Linked DNA regions of Homo sapiens: all the other regions are linked to region 2. A link is a loop called in an ENCODE intact Hi-C map of the cell type or tissue named here. Cell type or tissue: chondrocyte. All regions are shown on one strand.

What was found. Hi-C counts contacts between places; a loop is a spot of excess contacts. Peaks named below come from ENCODE experiments on the same cell type or tissue, not always from the same donor. Only the 100,000 strongest peaks of a DNase experiment are listed, where the experiment ranks them.
Region 1: it touches region 2 in a loop (4-fold over the local background); 70 of 110 quality-filtered maps call a loop at or near these places.
Region 3: it touches region 2 in a loop (6-fold over the local background); 3 of 110 quality-filtered maps call a loop at or near these places.

What each region holds. Positions count from the first base shown.
Region 1 is chr7:94,298,317-94,303,316 of GRCh38, forward strand. The region is part of intron 2 of LOC112267858 (a long non-coding RNA gene); the gene reads right to left. Among named protein-coding and RNA genes, the nearest start is that of COL1A2-AS1, 91 kb to the right of the region's middle. RefSeq lists an enhancer at 1,940-3,139. In chondrocyte, a CTCF peak has its summit at 2,734; a DNase peak (open chromatin) is centred at 2,875.
Region 2 is chr7:94,392,655-94,397,654 of GRCh38, forward strand. It overlaps COL1A2 (collagen type I alpha 2 chain), which reads left to right and starts at 2,241. Exons shown (of 52, transcript NM_000089.4): 1 at 2,241-2,447. The coding sequence starts at 2,378. In chondrocyte, CTCF peaks have their summits at 2,985 (motif pointing left) and 3,208; DNase peaks (open chromatin) are centred at 1,087, 1,557, 1,847, 2,197 and 1 weaker place.
Region 3 is chr7:94,181,362-94,186,361 of GRCh38, forward strand. No RefSeq gene overlaps it. Among named protein-coding and RNA genes, the nearest start is that of BET1, 180 kb to the left of the region's middle. In chondrocyte, a CTCF peak has its summit at 2,037; no DNase peak of the experiment used is centred here.

The DNA.
Region 1 (5,000 bases), 94 kb before region 2:
GGAGCTGAAGAACTTGAGCCAAATGCTCATCCATGAGTTTGACTTTCTAAAGAAATTAAGCATGAAGAACAAGGTAGGAGGCTTCTTCTGGCTGTCTAGGTTCTGCCAAAAAACGGGTATCTCTGGTTCCCGGAAATCTGACAATCTAACTAGACACCTTGCTCCAACCAGATTTATTGATTCATGTTAAGAGCTACTCCCTAACCAGGAGGTTGTGATGTCCTTCTTATTCTCTTACTCCTCTCTCTCTCTCTCTCTCTCTCTACTGTGAAGGTTTGAATCTTGTGTCTAACATTTATGAATTAGACATGTTATTTAATGCCACTGAACATTAGTGAATTCATCTATAAAATGGAGTAGAATGTATATAAAGCCTCTCCCCTTCCCCTGCCCATAGCCCATCCCACTTTCTAATACTTTAGTGTGGGTGTTCCACTTAGTTGTCTATTCAAATGTCAAATCACTGTTCTGGTCATGGTGTAATATTCCTACCAGCAGGGACCTGATCTGTCTTGTTCTTTCTCTTTAATACCTAAAAAAGTGCTTGGGACAATAAATGTTGGTGGAATTAATGAATGTCAGGAAAATCCACTTCATCTCCAGTCTTCCTTCTGCCATTAGCAAGCTGTAAGTAACCTTCACAAACTCATCTGAGCTGCTTTGGCTACAGTTTCTCCACCTGTAAAACAAGATGTTTGCAGTACAAAGTCTTTGGTTCTCTAAGACATGCTTTCTCTGTTAGGAGATTATTATGACCTTCAGTTCTTTTCTCTGCTCAGCTTTCATCATTCAGGCACATTTCACATCCAAAAGGCATCCATGGTGATTCAGAATGCAAGCTCCCAAACGAGACAGCTGTGATCTGTATCCCAGCCCTCCACCATCTAGCTCCGGGTTTGGGGCAAACTTCTTAAACTTGCTGGGCCCGTTTCACTGTCCATTACCTCAAGGAGCTGTTGGGATGTATAAGTGACTAAATTCAGGTAAAGAAACAGAAAAGTGTGTGACAAACAGTAGGCAGTCAATAAAAGTTCACTATATGACAGTCTTTCCTTCCTATATTTTGAGTTTAGATAAATTACAGTGGCTGCGATTTGGGACTTTGAATGGCATTGCAGTTTTTATTTCCAACTTTTCTCTCTTTGATCAATGGTAGTCTAAATTCTACATATAGCAATCTAAGTGGGTATCAAGTATAAGGATAATAGAAAATATCTTGGATACAGTGTCCATGCTATATATCAAGAATATTATTACTCATAGCAGCTTTTTAAAAATTGTAGTGTAGTATGTGTCCTTATGTTAATCTTAAACCACAACTTAAAGAACTTCAACCAGTCTCAGCCCTTCCTGCCCTCCATGCATTTATCTTCATGATGAAGCTTTTAATTTCTCCACATTTAAGATCAGTTTTATTATTTTTCTTTATTAAAGATATTAGGAATGAAGAAACATTGGCAAAATTATGTTGCTTGTTCTTAATTTTTTTACTGTTACTATTATTAATCTTGTTCCGGCCATGGTACTGGAGTACAATATTTCCTTTTGTGGAACATGGTCATTTTGCTATTCCAAACAAAGTTTGTGAAGATTGAAGTTGGAAGCGTTGTGAACTATGAATAACCCACAGAGTCCTAAACGGTTGTTACATTATTATTTTTCTCACAATTATCCTACGAAAAAAACACACAGATTTATTTGGAAAGGCTCGGAACAATGAAATAAATACAGTACTGATTTCAAATGCAAATGTCACGTCATTTCTAAATGAGTCAACCTTCAAAAGACAATGAAAAATCAACCAGAAAATTTCTGCATGTCAAAGAGTTTTAAAGGTGATAGCTAGTAAATTGAAGTACACATCAAAGTTTCTCCAATAAAAATGTTAAATATAAGTTACTTCTTCATACATATCTAAAACCTGTCAAGTACAGGGGAAAATAATCTGTCCCACCCCCACCCATAAACTGAACAGATCACAGAAATAACTGGCATCTTTCCGCTTCCGAGGAGTGGCCGCAGGTTAGTGACAGTATAATAGTTCCTGTGTGGGAGTGTCCCTGAGTTCTAGCTCCTCCAACGCGAATCATGGCAGTGGCAGTATGTCCAAATCCTGGTAGCAATGCCCAGGATGCATGCAGTCAGAATGGCAAGTGCAAAAGGCATTTCTGGGTCTGTCAAGGCCCTAGGCTGCTGGGTAACTTAGGGGTCATCTCAGCAAGAAAGGACAAGAAAGGATTTATAAGTATACGTACACACTCCCTGGAAATGCATCTAGAGTAGGATTCTCTAACACATTGGACTTCCTGCAGCCAGGCAAGCAGAGTCTTGGACTTCAAGATGTGGGTGTTCAAGTTAATGACAACACCTGTTCTCACCAGCTGGTGAAACCCGAAGAGCCCCCCTGCCCCATCAAGGTTACAAGTGTCTTACATATTTTGAAGAGAGATTGATGCTACCTGTTGTTAATTTATGAGGTGAGTGGGTTGAAAATTAAGGAGGCGGAAAAAATTGTGACATGCAAATGATTTTCCTCCCCCTATGGATCAGAACTTTAATCACACAATAAATATTCTTGTTCTCCATGTGGATGATGCAGGTGACCTCAATTTCACAAAGGCTTGTAAAATCCAGTATGTGTTTCTCTGTTCTGTACAGGGAAATTTGAGTAAACGATTGACTTTTCACTGAAATTTAGGTTTCCTAATGACCCCCACATAAATAATGCAGCTAGAAATTACTGAGGACTAGCCCAGTCGCTTGGTGGCTAGCACTTTCCCCTCCCTTCAGCGGTATCCCTGCATTGTGCCTTTAAGGCAGCAGGGGCTCACTAGCTCCTCGGGCTGAACTCTGCCCTCCCTGGGCAGTGACTCACACTCTGCAGGCTCAGACAAATGGAATCTCCCCCTGTGAGAGCCCTGCAGCCTTCCACTGTGAAAAGTCATCACAGGGCCTGAAGGGAATATTTCCCCCACTTCCAACCTCCAAGCTCTGAGGCCACAAGTGTTTTTCACTGAGAGGGCCAGAATGTTCTAAAGCCTGTGGAAATTAAAAGCGTAATTCATGACACAGCAAAACTTTTTCCTCCCCCCATCATCTAAGACCACCTAGGGAAAAGAGAGAAATGGACTAATGCCAGATTGAGGCCTGGAGGAGAAGCCCCAGTCAACTCTCTTTTCAGTCCTTCCACAGCACAGACCAAACACACACACACATACACACGTGCATGCACACACATCCATACTATACATCATCGTATTGTTGTCTCAGGTTTGGGGAAAACGAAATGTTTCAAGACGGATGAGAAGGGAAATTGTGTGAGGAACTGCAGCTCTCCTCCAAAAATGTGTGTGTGTGTGTGTGTGTGTGTGTGTGTGTGTGTGAGAGAGAGAGAGAGAGAGAGAGAGAGAGAGAGAGGGAGGAGGAGGAGAAGGAGAAGGAGGAGGAGGAAGCAGAGGAAGAGAGGGAGGAATGGGGAAGAGGGACAGAGATAGGGGGCGTGGAGGGAGAGCCAGACAATGAAGTAAAAGAACAATCAAAACAAAGTTCCTTCTCCCTCCCCCAGTTCCAGATTTTTGGGCAGCTTCCAAACTTGCTAACTTTCCCAAGGACAAGTTTTAAAGAAATGTTCAAAAAGCCAACAAAACTAAATGTAGATACCTTTGAAACTTCTTAGATAACAGTTACAGACAGCAGTAGCAACCCAACTCTAAAACTGGGCCATTGAAAAGGAGGAGGAGGAGTCTGTGTCCCTGACTGCCACACTTGAAAAGAACTCTAGCTCTGAGGAGTTGATCCGTCTTCCCAATCCCTCATCCACCCAAGCCCAAAAACTCAGACTTTTCAATGGAATCCACCATCCTATGCTTACACTGGTGTGGGAAAACCATCACATACTTTTATTTCTAAATGTTTCTGTTCTGTTTGTTTAAATATGCATAATGTATCAGAAAGAAATGGAAAAAAAGGAGTAGCCTGTTTAAATACAAAGAAACGGTGTTAATGAAAACTAAGTGAAGCATAACCTTAATTTGTACCCCAAATCTAGTATGACATGAATTGATAGATTAGTTACATAAGTAAAAAGTTTTCCTGAAAGCAGAAATTAAAGTTTAGTTGTTTTGCTTCATAACAGTTTAGTGCAATACAAACTTGTAAACTGACATTGATATTTACTTGGTTCATGTTCTGTTACCTATTTTAAGGTTGAAACACTAAGACAACAAAGATCTGCTAATAATTTATTCTTAATTAAAAGACGCAATCTAAGAAGTAACTTTTAACAACTTTCTAGTTTTTTTATAACAGTGTAAACTTCTTCAGTTAATCTTGTGAACCTTGCAACAAATTTACCCACAGATGAAAGTATTAGATAATATGAAAAGATTCAGAAGCCATTGCAATGTACTATTGATTTCCTTTCCCTCCTGAGGATATTTCCAAGGGTTTGCTTTCTCCAACCAACTCTTTAACCTGGAAGTCAGCATTTAGTGATCTGGTTACAACCTTTCTTGTTTGTGTTTGTTTTTTTCTCATACTTAAACGTTCTTATGAACTTGGAGCCAGCTAAATCCATCTATTTACTTCCCATAACTTCTCTCATGCTATGTTCCTCTTTCTGAAATGACTCCCTACTCCCCCACCCTACTCATTCTCTAAAAGCTAGCAAATAATGACATCTGCATAAGTTCCTTCATCTGAATTTTCTTATATAGATGGCCTTGCCAATGTCTGACCTCCATTGTGACTGCTTGTATTTCTTATGTCCCTTAGTGGGGACAGTTTCCTGTCCTTTTTATTACCATATCCCCCAACTATATCTAGTATGGCCCCATGTTTTAAAATGCACCATCCCCCACCTCCAAAATAAGCAAGACGGAAAGCACCGGAGCAAACATTTTAAATGTTTATTCCCAATCATCTGCTAACATCATTTAGCAGATGAAGTTTCCCTTAGCATATACAAATATACAGTGTAAACAAAGCAAAATGTCAGGCCT
Region 2 (5,000 bases):
CAACACAGGACAAATACACACATATGCCCTGCAAAGGTAATTCAGCACAGTGGTAACAATGATTCTTAGAAATCATTTCTCACTCTTCTGATATGCAGAAAAAAATTTGTTATGATGTAGTATTGAAGTTTTTCTTTCCTGATAAAAATGATTTCCACTTTAAAAGTTTTTTGTTAGTTCTGTAACGGTGATATTTCAGGGAAATGTTAAAAATGTTCTTGGAATATACAATTCAACCTCAGGTCTTTTGTTGTTGTTGTTCCTAGAACCTAGAAAACTTCAAACATTGTTGCCTAGTTAGAAAAAAATTTGAATGTGGATTGCTCCCTGTAAACCCCCTTCTAGGAATGACCAGTAACCCTTTCAAATTCTTTCACTCCCAGTTACTTCAAAAAATCATCCAAAGTGGTCTCCCAAGTGAGTGCCTTTAATTAGAATAAAACAAGAGTTTATTATAGTTTTTGGTTATCCACTTTTACTTGCATTAACCTTTTTTTCTTCTTTTACATTTAGAAAGAGTAACCTGCTTTAGAATAGTCCCTTTTATTTACAGAAGCTGCTGATGGAGTTAACTTCTGCAGAAATTCTTCCTTAAGGCAAAGCAAAAAAAGCGGGGAGGGGGTGGGGGGAAGGAAGGGAAAAAGATTCTCAGGGAACTACAGCCCACTTGCTTCTGTTTCTTAGAGACAGAACTGACCTAAAGATGCCCCCTTTGCGATGACTTCTGGGATAGAGCAGCACTCTAACTAGGCCCCCGCTGCCTCATGGGGACCTTAGGCAAGTAGAGGAGAGGCCTGACACACACACACACACACACACACACACGCACACGCGCGCGCGCGCACACACACACACACAGCCTTTCAAACCTAGGGCCTGGAATGCCATCCCAAGAGGCTTTAGAAAAAGGCACAGGACCTTTGGCCTCCCACCTCAGGGTCAAAGTACCAGTTCCTCCTCTCCCTAGTAGGGAGTGGAGGGTTGGATGGAGGCGGCCAGAGAAGAGGGAAGTTGGGTGCTGGGGAGAGAGTTAACATCCACGTTGGTGGGCGCACTGCTTGGGGTGTTACCAGCGAAGACTACGAAGACCCCAAGCTCGAATCAGAAGGGCCTCTGGATGTGCTAGGGGAGGTGCTTGGGTGTGGCTGTAAGAGATGGGACAGAGAGTAAGCAGCAAGGTCAAGAGGGACCGGGGGGCTCACGGGAGGGTTGAAGGGTCCAGGCTCAGGGTAGAACTGGTAAATCCAGACAAGGAGCCCATGGAGAAGGGGAGGGGAGACTGGAAACCATGAAAGATCCCCCACCGCAGCCTCAGAAAGGAGAGACTGAGAAATAAGTTCTCGGTCTCCAGGTCGGTTGGAGTCGTGTCGGAGTGCCAGACCATCCCCCAAAAGACCCTCTTTGGAATGAGCCTCAGCAAAGGCAAGCTAGGAGGTCGAAGGACTTCCCCAGGTGACTCGGTCTAGTCTAGAGTTCGCAAAGCCTATCCTCCCTGTAGCCGGGTGCCAAGCAGCCTCGAGCCTGCTCCCCAGCCCACCTGCCAACAAAAGGCGCCCTCCGACTGCAACCCAGCCCTCCACAGACAGGACCCGCCCTTTCCCGAAGTCATAAGACAAAGAGAGTGCATCACTGCTGAAACAGTGGGCGCACACGAGCCCCAAAGCTAGAGAAAAGCTGGACGGGGCTGGGGGCGGGGTGCAGGGGTGGAGGGGCGGGGAGGCGGGCTCCGGCTGCGCCACGCTATCGAGTCTTCCCTCCCTCCTTCTCTGCCCCCTCCGCTCCCGCTGGAGCCCTCCACCCTACAAGTGGCCTACAGGGCACAGGTGAGGCGGGACTGGACAGCTCCTGCTTTGATCGCCGGAGATCTGCAAATTCTGCCCATGTCGGGGCTGCAGAGCACTCCGACGTGTCCCATAGTGTTTCCAAACTTGGAAAGGGCGGGGGAGGGCGGGAGGATGCGGAGGGCGGAGGTATGCAGACAACGAGTCAGAGTTTCCCCTTGAAAGCCTCAAAAGTGTCCACGTCCTCAAAAAGAATGGAACCAATTTAAGAAGCCAGCCCCGTGGCCACGTCCCTTCCCCCATTCGCTCCCTCCTCTGCGCCCCCGCAGGCTCCTCCCAGCTGTGGCTGCCCGGGCCCCCAGCCCCAGCCCTCCCATTGGTGGAGGCCCTTTTGGAGGCACCCTAGGGCCAGGGAAACTTTTGCCGTATAAATAGGGCAGATCCGGGCTTTATTATTTTAGCACCACGGCAGCAGGAGGTTTCGGCTAAGTTGGAGGTACTGGCCACGACTGCATGCCCGCGCCCGCCAGGTGATACCTCCGCCGGTGACCCAGGGGCTCTGCGACACAAGGAGTCTGCATGTCTAAGTGCTAGACATGCTCAGCTTTGTGGATACGCGGACTTTGTTGCTGCTTGCAGTAACCTTATGCCTAGCAACATGCCAATGTAAGTGCCTTCAGCTTGTTTGGGGGAGACTGGGTAGAGAGGTTAGATGGGAGGGCACCCTGCCCTGAAAAGGAAAACCTGTAACCTGAATTCCAGGTACACTTGGAGGGCAGACTCTCAGGCATGTGGGAAAACGCCGGAATTGATAAGAAACATGGAAATTACTTTAAAAAATGAAAACATAAAAGCCTTGCCAAAAGTTAGGGAACTTTTCCTCTAAGTTCAGAGTGAGACAGTTAACTCGGTCTGGCTCCTCAGCTTAGTAACCCCCAAAGGGAGCGGAAGGTCTTTTTCCCTAAGGATGAGATATTAACGACCAATGTGGTGGAGGAAGTCAAGGGCCTGCACCCCACAGGCCCCATAACCGCACTGATGTCCACCTTGTAAAACTTGAGGCCTGCGTTAGAAAGCCCTTCAACTGAGTAATGTAAAACTCACCTCCTAAGAGCTTTTATCTTCTGGGCATTGTAAGGCTTGTCCGGAGGAGGAGGATGACGATGCTGATATGATGATGGTTATAAGGCGCCCTCTGGAGGAAGGAAAATGAAAGTACAGGGGACAGGGCCTTAAGCAGATGGAATCCCAATTAAAGCTTCTACGGATTTATACAGATTAATGATCAGCATTTCTGGTTGGAGCCTTTCCCAGTGGCTAGTCAGTGAACCCTGGAAAGAAGAATGGATGCTACTTGGAGTGGGTACATTCTGAAAAGTAATATAAGTGTCTCAATTCACTTTCTAGTCATGGAAATGGTAACATTTTTTAACTCAAATCTGCTCTAAATTTTGTTTGAGCCTGAGAATTACCCCTTTGACATGTTCCCAGTGATAAGCAAACATTATGAACGCAGCAAGTTGAGAAATATCAACATTGAGATGAGACTCAAGAGACCGGGGTTTTTCCCATGAGTCTGACACCAATTTGCTGCGTGACTTTGGGCAAGTCAAACGGCCTTTTCTAAAATGTGAGACAGAGATTAAAGGGACCCCAAGGCCACTTTCCAGCTCTAGGTTCCATGGCCAGACTTTCATGTCAACAGAGAATGAAGAAGATCAGTCCGTTTTCATCTTGAAAATGGCTGCCAAAGTGCTAGACAAAGATATTGACTAGATGGGGGATGGTATTGTCTGACCACACCCAGTACTCCAAAAAGTTGTTCCACCCACACAGCACGGTGTCTACCACTGCATAATTTCTAATGCATTTGTGTGCTTGTGTGTGTGTGTGTGTGTGTGTGTGTGTCTGTGTGTCTGTGTGTCTCTTCCCCCTTCATTCACTTTTAGTATACATACTGTGGATACTAAGGAGTAATTGCAGTGAACAAATTCACATTACCGAGTTCATATTTTTAATGAGATCTTGAGAGTGGGAGGAAAGAGTCGGCTCCTAGAGAATAAAATGAAGGCAGACTTAGGGAAATTTGAAGGTACAAAGGCAACTTACCTTCTGATCAACAGCCAACCACAGTCTGGAATAAATGTTATCAAACACACATTCTTCAAAATGGTCCATGTCTGAGTAATTAAAAGGCAAATTTCCAAAATCATAAGGACTTCCGTTAATCAAGTCAGGCATAATTATTCTTCCTACTGATGGACACAATGAAGTAAACATATCATTCTTGTAATTTAACAGTAATTCTCGTAAATTGCCCTTAAATGTCAGTGCTGGATGTGGTCCACCCTCCTAAATTGTGACTGTTGCAACAGATGTTCTCACTTCAAATAACGCACTTCTTGGCCACCTAATTAAAGCAATTTTTGGGGTGATTCATCCTACTGCAAGCTTGGCCACACTTGTATCCTGTATTAACCTATAATTTTTGTACCGTAGGAGAAGAATTCACTCTTTAAGGACTTATAACAATTATGGCAAAAGGGGGGATAGTACTTTTGTTTATTTTTTCTATTATTTTTCAAGATCTTTAATCCGGTTTTTCCATTTATACAAAACTCTTTCTCCGAGACAAAAATGATACATATTGGTAAAATGATCTTACCTAATTTAAGTGAACTAATTTAAAGCAAAATTCAGATGTCTGAATTAATCCATTTTCATAGTTAATAATGTGCAAATTAGACCTTTTGAAAAAGGATATTAAGAATGGTACAAACTCAATGAAGTACTAGGTAACTTCAATGTTTTATAAAAAAGTAAGTCAGCTTCAATGTTTCATAAAAAACAAATTCAATATAGAATTTTAAGGTAACATACTTTCCTAAATTTTACCTTTTTTCGATATTTAGGTATTAAAAATGATCAAAATCATAAATTATTTCCTCATCAATCTACTAGTCTTACATTCAGCGATTCATCTGTGCACTTTACCAGCTTAATTGCTAAGCATTCAAAATATCCTTCAGACACATTAATATTTCACAACAGTTATAAAATAGTAAATAATTAATAATTTAATTCAAAATACATTTACATATTAATATTGCAAACAAATCACCCTGCTGATCCCTGCCATACTTTTGACCTGCATAATTTCTAGGTCATTAAAATATTCTTAAAAAAATATAATTGGTCCTTAATTAGGTAATTCAATTC
Region 3 (5,000 bases), 210 kb before region 2:
CTTAAGCAAATGTGCTACAAGTTCCAAAGCACATCAATTTACATTAGTTCACCTTAAATGCAGGTATAGTTCTTGCCCCAACATCATTTCCAGTTGGCTCCTAAATTGGTTTATTTATGCTACTTAGCCCTTGGAATTAATCAACCATTCTGTCTTGAATTTACCTAAACAAATAGAGCATTCCTGATATAATTAGTCCAGATAGTATGGAGTAATATGGGATTTAACATGAAAAATACATATTTTCCTAGGAAATGTCAGACTTTTCAGAATACACCTTCCACCCCTCCTCATTTAACATTTTATGATATATTCTACAGGCCAGGCATGGTAGCTCATGCCTGTAATCCCAGCACTTTGGGAGGCTGAGGCAGGCAGATCACTTGAGGTCAGGAGTTCCAAACCAGCCTGGCCAATGTGGTGAAACCCCGTCTCTACTAAAAATAGAAAAATGAGCCAGGCATAGTGGCTTATGCCTGTAACCCCAGCTACTGGGGAGGCTGAGGAAAGAGCATCACTTGAATCCAGGAGGCGGAGGTTGCAGTAACCTGAGATCGTGCAGTTGCACTCCAGCCTGGGTGACAGAGTGAGACTCTGTCTCAAAAATATATATAATAATAAATGCTACAATTCCTAATTCGATAAAAGTTCTACACAACATCTGTGCTCACAGACTTAGAATTTTTGAAGGCAGGGTAAGAATTTGCTGTGATATTGCTAACTCCACTTGCTAGAATAGGAATCCTCTAACAGGGACTTTATAGACAATGAACCATAAGGGACATTGGCTCTGCTGAACCAGCTTACCACTGACTGTGACTGCCTCTTTCAGCATGGAGCTGATGGAACAGACTCCTCTCTGTGAGTCACAGTTGAGCTGAGCTGGACTCGGATCCTATGACCAACCTGTAACATGAGTTCAGCTTCTTTTCCCCTAACCCAAGAACAGTCAGTATGATGCTGCAGCTCTCTTACTCTCCATCATTAATGCTCTGTATATATTCACAAAATACACACATGGAATCTGTGTCACACACATTTTTCCTGTATGAGGAAAAATGACTGGATGTGAGGAAGACAGATGGAGTGGGAATGAGGAACCAAGGTTTCCTGCTTCTTGTTGAATCTGAGCTCTTCTTTGAGTTGTACCAGTGTAAGGAATATTTTAAATCCATTTTGTCAGAAAGTATTCACTCTGTACTCAGAAGGAATATCTCAGAATGCCACTGTCTAACAGCGTCATACCCGGTCTTACAAGGGTGAAGTCTAGACAATCATACATTACAATTTAAAGGATTTAAATAATCACTTAAAATAATGTTTCACAAATGGCCAACATGAATGCTAAGTTTACTAGCAAACTAGACATCTTATTTTTTAAATTACCTTAACATTTAAAATTCTGAATAGCTTATACAAAAGACACTTAGACTACTGGATAATGTTGCTAATTGTGTCTCTTGTCCTGTTGCAATAGCTGAATTCTTACAAATACTATGTCTAAGTTATGAGCACATTACAAACATGCATACACACATGTGAATGTGCACATACACGGTTTTTCGTAATGGCATTTCCCTCAGCCATTAGTTTGTCATATGGACCAAAGTATTCAATTTCACATGAAGTGGGATCTACAGGTAACTATTCAGAAATTTTCTCATCAGTCCCTAGTATAATCTCCTTAAACAACATAAAAGATTACACCTAAAATACATTTATTTTTAGAATAACTATTTACCTCTAGACCGTTCAGATGTAGCCAGTAACAATGTTTTTCTATCTCCCCTATTTAAACTTACTTGATAATGGAGTGTCATACTATAGTGTTGTTTTTAATTTTTTTAATTAAAGTGAGAACTCTATTGTAGAGAGTTTTCTAAAAACACTTAAAGTCAATAAGCTGATACATATTTTCCCAGGATCTGCTCTGAAAATGTATAACAAACAGGAAAGTCAGCCTGAGAGACATAAACAAGTCACCAGCCTCACCCAGTGACCCTTGACAGGGCCAAGAATGGACCTCCGGCTCTGGGGTCCAGTCCTGCTCACCACTTGGTGCTGCTGCCCTCTGCTCTTTTGTTTCTAATAAAGTTTAAGACACTTCCTGTCTAAATCACATGTGGTTATAGTTCCATGATCCCCATAGTAACACTGAAAGAGAAAAGAAAGTGAGTAGACTCTGCTAAAAGTCAACCAGGATGTTAGAAATTCCTCTCCACTGACTAATCATCTTTCTGCTATTGAACCTTCCTGTCTTTAAGAAATCCTATTTGCGTCACACCATAAGTGAAATTCCAGACAGTTAGGCCTTTCACAATGAAACAAAAAAAAAAACTTAGAAGGGGCAGAAGGCATTCATGTGAAAGTCTGCTGTTTATCAGTGTAATTCTGGAGTTGTGATTTTTTTGGTCAAATTCCCTGGCACCTAAATAGGCAATTTGAGAATAGCATTTGTTCTCACCAAACTACTATTTGCACACACAATCTTTGTACAAGGTATTTTTTAAAACTGTCTAAATCTAAGTTTGTTGAATAAAATATTGTTTGAAGTTGATAGAATTTCAGCTGAAGGCTGATTATCATTTTGTTACATTGGAAACTTTTTTCGTAACAGTTTTATTGTGATAAAGTTCATATACCATAAAATGTAGCCATTTAATGTGTACAATTCAATTGTTTTAGTATATTCACAGAATTGTGCAACTGTTACCACAATCAGTTTCAGCAAATTCTAATTACCCGAAAAGAAAACCTTGTACCCTTTAGCTATCACTCCACAATTGCCTCACAACAATCAACAACCTCCCCTGCCTCCACTGTAAACAATCACTCATCTACTTTCTGTCTCTAAAAAGTTGCCCCTCTGGACGTTTCACATAAATAGACTAGTATAATACATGGTCTTTTCTGACTATATTATTTCCTTTTTTAAAATTTTTAAACGCTTTTATTTTAGGTTCAGAGTCCATGTGCAGGTTTGTTATATGGGGAAAATTGTGCCATGGGAGTTTGTTGTACAGATTATTTCATTACCCAGGTACTAAGCCTACTACCCAATAGTAATCTTTTTTCTGTTCATCTCACTCCTCTGATCCTGCACCCTCTGGTATGTCCCAGTGTCTCTTGTTCCATTCTTTGTGTCCATGGGTTCTCATCATTTAGCTGCCACTTATAAGTGAGAACATGTGATATTTGGTTTTTGTTCCCACATTAGTTTGCTAAGGATAATGGCTTCCAGCTCCATTTATGTCCCTGCAGAGGACATGATCTCCTTCATTTTTATGGCTTCAGAGTATTCCATGGTGTATATGTACAACATTTTCTTTATCCAGTCTACCAGTGATGGGCATTTAGGTTGATTCCATGTCTTTGCTATTGTGAATAGTGCTGCAATGAACATACTTATGCATGTGGATCTTTATGACAGAATGATTTCTATTCCTTTGGATATATTCCCAGTAATGGGATAGCTGGATCAATTGGTAGTTCTGTTTTCAGCTTTTCAAGGAATTGCCAACTGCTTTCCATAATGGTTGAACTAATTTACACTCCCACCAACAGTGTATAAGCATTCCCTTTTCTCGACAACCTCTCCAGCATCTGTTATTTTTTATTTTTGATAATAGCCATTCTGACTGGTGTGAGATTCTATCTCATCGTTGTTTTGATTTGCATTTCTCTAATGATCAGTGATATTGAGCTTTTTTCATATGCTTGTTAGCCTTCTGTGTCTTCTTTTGAAAAGTGTCTGTTCTTGTTCTTTGCCCGCTTTCTAATGGGGTTGATTTTTTTCTTGTAAATTTAATTTCCCTATTGATGCTGGACATTAGACTTGTCAGATGCGTAGTTTGCAGATATTTTCTTCCACTCTGTAGATTGACTGTTTACTCAGTTGATAGTTTCTTTTGCTGTGCAGAAGCTCTTTAGTTTAACTAGATCCCATTTATCAATTTTTGCTTTTGTTGCAATTGTTTTGGCGTCTTTGTCATGAAATCTATGTCCATTGCCGACTTATTTCTATGCTTTCTATTCTGTTCCATTGGTCTGTGTGTCTGTGTTTGTACCTGTACCATGCAGCTTTAGTTACCGTAGCCCTGTAGTACAGATTGAAGTCAGGTAGCGTGATGCCTCTGATTTGTTCTTTTTTATTAGTTGCCATTCTGGACATTTGCCTTGGCTATTCTGGCTCTTTTTTTGGTTCTATATGAATTTAAAAATATTTTTTCTAGTTCTGTGAAGAATGTCATTGGTAGTTTGATAAGAGTACCACTGAACCTGTAAGTTGCTTTGGATAGTATGGCCATTTTAATGATATTGATTCTTCTGATCCATAAGCATGAAATGTTTTTCTATTTGTTTGTGTCATCTCTGATTTATTTGATCAGTGTTTTGTAATTCTTATTTTAGAGATCTTTCACCTTCCTGGTTAACTGTATTCCTAGGTATTGGCAGTTGGGAATGGGATTGCATTCCTGATTTGGCTCTCTGCTTAACTGTTAGTGTGTAGGAATGCTAGTGATTTTTTTACATTGATTTTGCATCCCAAAACTTTGCTGAAGTTGTTTATAAACTCAAGGAGCTTTTGGGCAGAGATTATGGGGTATTCTACATACAGGCTCATATCGTCTGCAAACAGGGATAGTTTGACTTCCTCTCTTCCTATATGGATGGGCTTTCCTTGTCTTGCCTGATTGCTCTGGCCAGGACTTCCAATACTATGTTGAATAGGAATGGTGAGGGAGGGCATCCTTGTCTTGTGCCAATTTTCAAGGAGAATGCTTCCAGCTTTAGCCCATTCAGTGTGATGTTAGCTGTGGTTTTGTCACAGACAGCTCTTATTATTTTGAGATATGTTCCTTCTGTACCTAGTTTGTTGAGAGTTTTTAACATGGAGAGATGTTGAATTTTATCAAAACCCTTTCCAGCATCTATTGAGATGATCATGTGGTTTTTGTCTTTAGTTTTGTTTAGATGATGAATCATGTTTATTGATTTGT